2 separate regions of the Homo sapiens genome follow, and region 1 is linked to region 2. Evidence: read pairs that join two places in POLR2A ChIA-PET (ENCODE). Cell type or tissue: GM12878. All regions are shown on one strand. Each heading gives the region's core, and the rest is flanking DNA. Links, peaks and the distances in the headings are about the cores only. Region 1 overlaps PANK1 (pantothenate kinase 1). Region 2 overlaps LIPA (lipase A, lysosomal acid type).

What was found. Peaks named below come from ENCODE experiments on the same cell type or tissue, not always from the same donor. Only the 100,000 strongest peaks of a DNase experiment are listed, where the experiment ranks them.
Region 1: POLR2A ChIA-PET joins it to region 2 with 6 read pairs; 2 of 35 experiments call an interaction of 5 or more read pairs at or near these places.

The regions. Positions count from the first base shown.
Region 1 is chr10:89,603,691-89,606,506 of GRCh38, forward strand. The region is part of intron 2 of PANK1 (pantothenate kinase 1); the gene reads right to left. Among named protein-coding and RNA genes, the nearest start is that of MIR107, 12 kb to the left of the region's middle. In GM12878, for the core only: no CTCF peak of the experiment used is centred there; no DNase peak of the experiment used is centred there.
Region 2 is chr10:89,239,618-89,242,433 of GRCh38, forward strand. All of the region lies in intron 3 of LIPA (lipase A, lysosomal acid type), which reads right to left. Among named protein-coding and RNA genes, the nearest start is that of LIPA, 11 kb to the right of the region's middle. In GM12878, for the core only: no CTCF peak of the experiment used is centred there; no DNase peak of the experiment used is centred there; H3K27ac peaks cover 1,168 bases.

The DNA of each region.
Region 1 (2,816 bases), core at 123-2,622, 360 kb after region 2:
TAAGTAGGGGTACAGTGGGGTTCTCAAACTTTAAGTGCATCAGAATCACCTGGAGGGTTGGTTAAAATGCAGGCTGCTGGGCCCCAACCCCAGATAGCTTTTTCCACCCTCCATCAAATGACGAAAGGGGCCATCTATGAGTGGTCAAAGTCTCAAGCAAGAATGAAATTGAGAATGATAGTGTCTACCAAATCTTATGCTCCTGCAATATCACAAATCAGTCCTCAGATTAATAATAGGGACCAAGGTAACAGGTGTTCCTAAATGATGCTCTTAGGTTTAGACATTCCACAGATTCATAGGTGTCCTACCCGCTCCTGATGCTTTTCCATCATTATATGCTTTTTAAGACTGGTCCCTTGGAGATTTCTGGCATAAGAAAAGCCAATTCTTAAGTCCTCACACATTGAAAAAAAGTGATGAAAGCAATCAGAAACCTCTTTCTGTTGCCCTAAATTTAATGTCAACCGAATAAGACTGTTGTTATATCCTATTTGTTCAAAGGGTAGGTAATTTTTTTACTTTTAAAGTAACTAAAAGAGTTACTTCTGACTTCTAATCAATGTTAGCTTTGGACTGGACAAAACTCACAAGTGTCTACATGCATACTTCCAAGATGTTGCAGGTTGATTTCCAGACCACCTCAGTAAAGTGAATATTGCAATAAAGCAAGTCACATGAGTATTTTGGTTTCTTAGTGCATATAAAAGTTGTTTACACTGACGGGGCGGTGGCTTATGCCTGTAATCCCAGCACTTTGGGAGGCCTAGGCAGGCGGATCACTTGAGGTCAGGAGCTTGAGACCAGCCTGGCCAACATGGTAAGACCCTCGTTTCTACTAAAAATACAAAAATTAGCCAGGCATGGTCACGATGTGTCTGTAATTCCAGCTACTTGGGAGGCTGGGGTAGGAGAATCGCCTGAACCCAGGAGGCAGGTGTTGCAGTGAGCCGAGATCGCATCACTGCACTCCAGCCTGGGCACAGACTGAAACTCCGTCTCAAAAAAAAAAAAAAAAAAAAAGTTGTTTACACTATACTGTAGTCTATCAAGTGTGCAATAGCATTATGTCTTTTTTGAGACAGAGTCTTTCTCTGTCTCCCAGACTGGAGTGCAGTGGCAGTATCTCGGCTCGCTGCAAGCTCCGTCTCCCAGGTTCATGCCATTCTCCTGCTTCAGCCTCCCGAGTAGCTGGGACTACAGGTGCCTGCCACCACACCTGGCTATTTTTTTGTATTTTTTAGTAGAGACGGGGTTTCACCATGTTAGCCAGGATGGTCTCGATCTCCTGACCTTGTGATTTGCCCACCTCGGCCTCCCAAAGTGCTGGGATTACAGGTGTGAGCCACCAAGCCCAGCCTAGCATTATGTCTAAAAAAAAAAAAAAAGGACATACCTGAATTTTAAAATATATTTATTGCTAAAAAATGCGAATCATCTGAGCCTTCAGATTAGTAATCTTTTTGCTGGTGGAGGGTCTCCCCTCAATGTTGAGAGCTGCTGACTAATCAAAGCAGGGTTTGCTGAGGGTTGGGGTGGCTGTGGAAAAGTTCTTAAAATAAACAAAAATGAAGTTTGCCGCATTGGTTGACTCTTCTTTTCACAAAAGATTTCTCCACAGCATGGAATGCTGTTTCATAGCATTTTACCCACCATAGAACTTCTTTCAAAATTGGAGTCCATCCTCTCAAACTCTGCCACTGCTTTATCAACTAAGTTTATGTAATATTCTAAATCCTTTGTTGTCATTTCAACAACGTTCACAGCATCTTCACCAGAAGGAGATTCCATCTCAAGAAACCATTTTCTTTGCCCATCCATAAGAGGTAACTCTTCATTCTTTCAAGTTTTATCATGAGATTGTAGCAATTCACTCATATCTTCAGGATCTACTTCTGATTCTAGTTCTCTGGCTAGTTCTACCATATCTGCGGTTACTTTCTTCACTGACATCTTGAACTCTGTCCATGAGGCTGAAATTCACTTCTTCCAAACTCCTCCTAAAGCTATTTTATTCCCCCAACTTGAATCTGAAATGTTCTTAATGGCATCTAGAATAGTGAATCTTTTCCAGAGGTTTCTAATTGATTTTACCCAGATCCATCAAAGGAATTGTAATCTATGGCAGCTATGGCCTATGAAAAGTATTTCTTTAAAAAAAAAAAGTATTCCTTAAATAATAAAACTAGAAACTTGTAATTATTCCTTGATTTATGGGCTGCAGAATGGATATTGTATTAATAGGCATGAAAACATTAATTTCCTTTTACATCTCCATTAGAACTCTTGGGTGACTAGTTGTGTTGTCAATGAGCAGTAAAACTTTGAAAAGATTTTTTTTTCTGAGCAGTAGGTCTAAATAGTGGGCTTAAATATTTAGTAAACCATGTTATAAACAGATGTACTATCATCCATGCCTTATTGTTACATTCGTAAAGCACAGGTAGAGTAGATGTAGCATAATTCTTAAGGGCCACACGATTTTCAGAATGGTCCATGAGCGTCGGCTTCAACTTCAAGTCACCGGCTGCATTAGCCCTTAACAAGAGAGTTACCCTGTCCCTTGAAGCTTTGAAGCCAGGCATTGACTTCTGTTCTGTACTATGAAAGTCTTAGGTGGCCTCTTCTTCCAAAACAATATAAGGCTATTTCATCTATACTGGAAATCTGTTGTTTAATGCATCACCTTCATTAGTGACTTTAACTATATTTCCTGATTAGCTTGCTGCAGCTTCTACATTGCACTTAGTACTTTATCTTGCACTTTAATGTTATGGACATGGCTTCTTTCCTTAAACCTCACAAACCAACAACCT
Region 2 (2,816 bases), core at 130-2,629:
GCCTCAGAATGCTGTTTTCCCCAAAACCAGCAATAATCACTCTGATCACCAGGCAACACGAAGGCAGTAATGTGGTCTGTCTTGTTCACTGCAGAACGTTCCAGGACATTATCATAATTAGAGTTTTCCACGCACCCAGGATGGTGCTGGGCCATTTACATCATTCTTCCTCCTTTGGGGCCTCTGAGGCTTAGAGAGACTAAATCATTTGCCCTAGGACACACAATTAGTATACGATGCAGCTGGGAATCAAACCCAGGTCATGTGACAAATGTGCCCATCATCTCCATGCCAAATTGCCTGTCTTCCCTGCCCCTCTCTGCCACCACGGCCTGTCCTCAGACAGCTTTGCAGCACAGCAACTTGAGTTCCAGAGCTTCACAGTTGAGCGAATTTTGGGAAATTATCCAGCTCTCATCCAAAATTCTCCCTCAACAGAAGGAGCAGAGGGTCCACAGAAGAAAGCACCTGCAGGGGACACAGGGCTAGAAATGACACAGTGCTTGTCACCTGACCCCCAGACATAGTTCTATGACATTTCTTACTTTTCTTACTTCTGTCCATTGTAAACAAATGCATCTTCCTCCTGTCCACACAGTTTAGAATACATCCCTGTCATGGAGGGCTTAATCCTGAAGAAGTCAATATCAGAGACCACCATCAAATCCATGTTGACATTTCAAAATTAAAAACAGAGGCTGGGCACCATGGTTCATGCCTGTTATCCCAGCCCTTTGGGAGGCTGAGGGAGGATCATTTGAAGCTGTAGTAAGCTATGATTGTACCACTGCATTCTAGCCTGGGAGACACGGTGAGACTTTTAAAATATTTATGTATTTATTCATTAATATTTTAAATAAATAAATGTTGTAAAAGAAATTGTATCACCTGCACTTACTATACTGCATATATTTCACAGGCCTTATCAAATTTTCACAACAGCCTACGAAGTAGCCAGTATTATTCTTCCTGTTTAATAATTGAATAAGTCAAAACTTCAAGAGGTAAAGAAAATTGCCAAGGTCACACAGCCAGTTAAATAGTAGAGCCAGAACTTACACCCATGACTGGTGGCTCTTCACATGCTCAGCTTAATCATGAGGCAATACAGCTTCAAGTTTTACCCACCACAGGAAGCATTTAAGTTGTGTTCGTGGACTCCTAGGAGCCCAGGAGTAGGAAATCCTTCATGCAGTGTGCCCTTGAGCAGGGGACACTATTAAATCGCAATGTCACAGGAGGGCTGCAGGAGCATGCTTGGGTAGACTGCAGCCTGGAGCTAAAGCAATTTACCAAGTAAAGAGAATCAGAAAAGTCTTCATCCCCGCAGAGTCTGGTGGGGATGACAGAGGTCACACACATCATCACCTACATAATAATATATTGTTTATTGTCTTAATTGCGATGGAGAAAAACACAGAGGACTATAAGAATATGTAGCCAGGGGCCTGACCTGGTGTGAGAGGCTGAGGAAATCCTCCCTGAAGATGTGAAAATTAGGTTGAGAACAGAGGACAGGTCAGAGCGGTTAACCAGGAGGAAGAGGAGGGAAGGGGACAGGGCAGAGCACTATCTTCCTTTCCACTTGGCTTTCTGCTCTGATCCCAACCTGGGTCTATGAGATAAGCTGTACAGCTGACCTCACTTATGCTGCTCCATTAGGCAAAGGTTCTGAATGCAATCCCCTACCCAATGCGCCATCAGAGTGCTACATGAGCCTGAGCTCAGCCCAAGTCACCAAGCTCAGGCATTGATTAATGAAACCATGTCTGTTCGGCACCACCAGGGGTGAGGAATTACATCCCAGATTACCAACGCCTATGTGTAGCCCGTTAGAGCACTGCAGTGATTCAAAAAATAGTTTCTTTAGAAGTGAAGGATTTTTCTATAAGGAAAGAAAAATCTAGAAATCAACCAGAATTCTAAAATAAACAATCAAAGCAAAATACAAGCTGATGGTCTCCTTCTAAAGACTTAACTCACAAGCCACGCTGTGAATTTTCAGCTATGACTCTAATAGCTCAATGGACAACCCCTGGGGAATCTTTGCTGAGGCCACAGTTGAAAAGCCTGTTTCTGCATGCTGAAGGCAGTCATTCCAGGCTTTCACAGTCTAGAGTGCCACTTCACCCACTCGGCAATCAGATGCATAACTTTCAGATACAAATGTGCCACTCTTGGTGTGTGTATATATATATAAAATATATATTGTGCCTATCATGGCATCAACTTGGTTAATATTTATTATGTAAGGCCACATTCTCCAGTTCAAAGATCACTGAATCTGTAGTCAGACAGGTCAGGACATGACCCTCTGCCCTGAGACAAATTCATTTCCCTATTTGAACCTGGCTGTCTTATCCAACAAAATGAGGATGTTAGTCTAGAACACAGGTTGCCAAAACCAAGAATTCTACCTTGGAATCCACCAGTGAAGTGTGTTTAAAAAAAAACAAAAATCCCTAGCCCAGGCAGGAATCTGAGATCCCTCCAGTGCTAACTCCCCATGACTTTCTGAAATAAGGCTGAGCAGATGAAAACAGAGCCACTTCCCTATGAAGTGTAATTTCTGAATTTCAATTCCCTTCAGGAGCAAAGCATTGCTCAACACTTCCTAAGAAGGTTGCTTAATGGTGGGAAACAGCATGCACATACTGCACGAGTAGCCAAGGGCTACTACTGTGCAGAATGGAGGTGAAAGGTACAAATACCAGCTGGACAGAATATTTAAGGAACAGTGTGTATCTTCATTTCTGAGACCCCTAAAGATTGCTGAATGGCAATTTCACATCATTATAGCTAAGCTTTAAGAAACT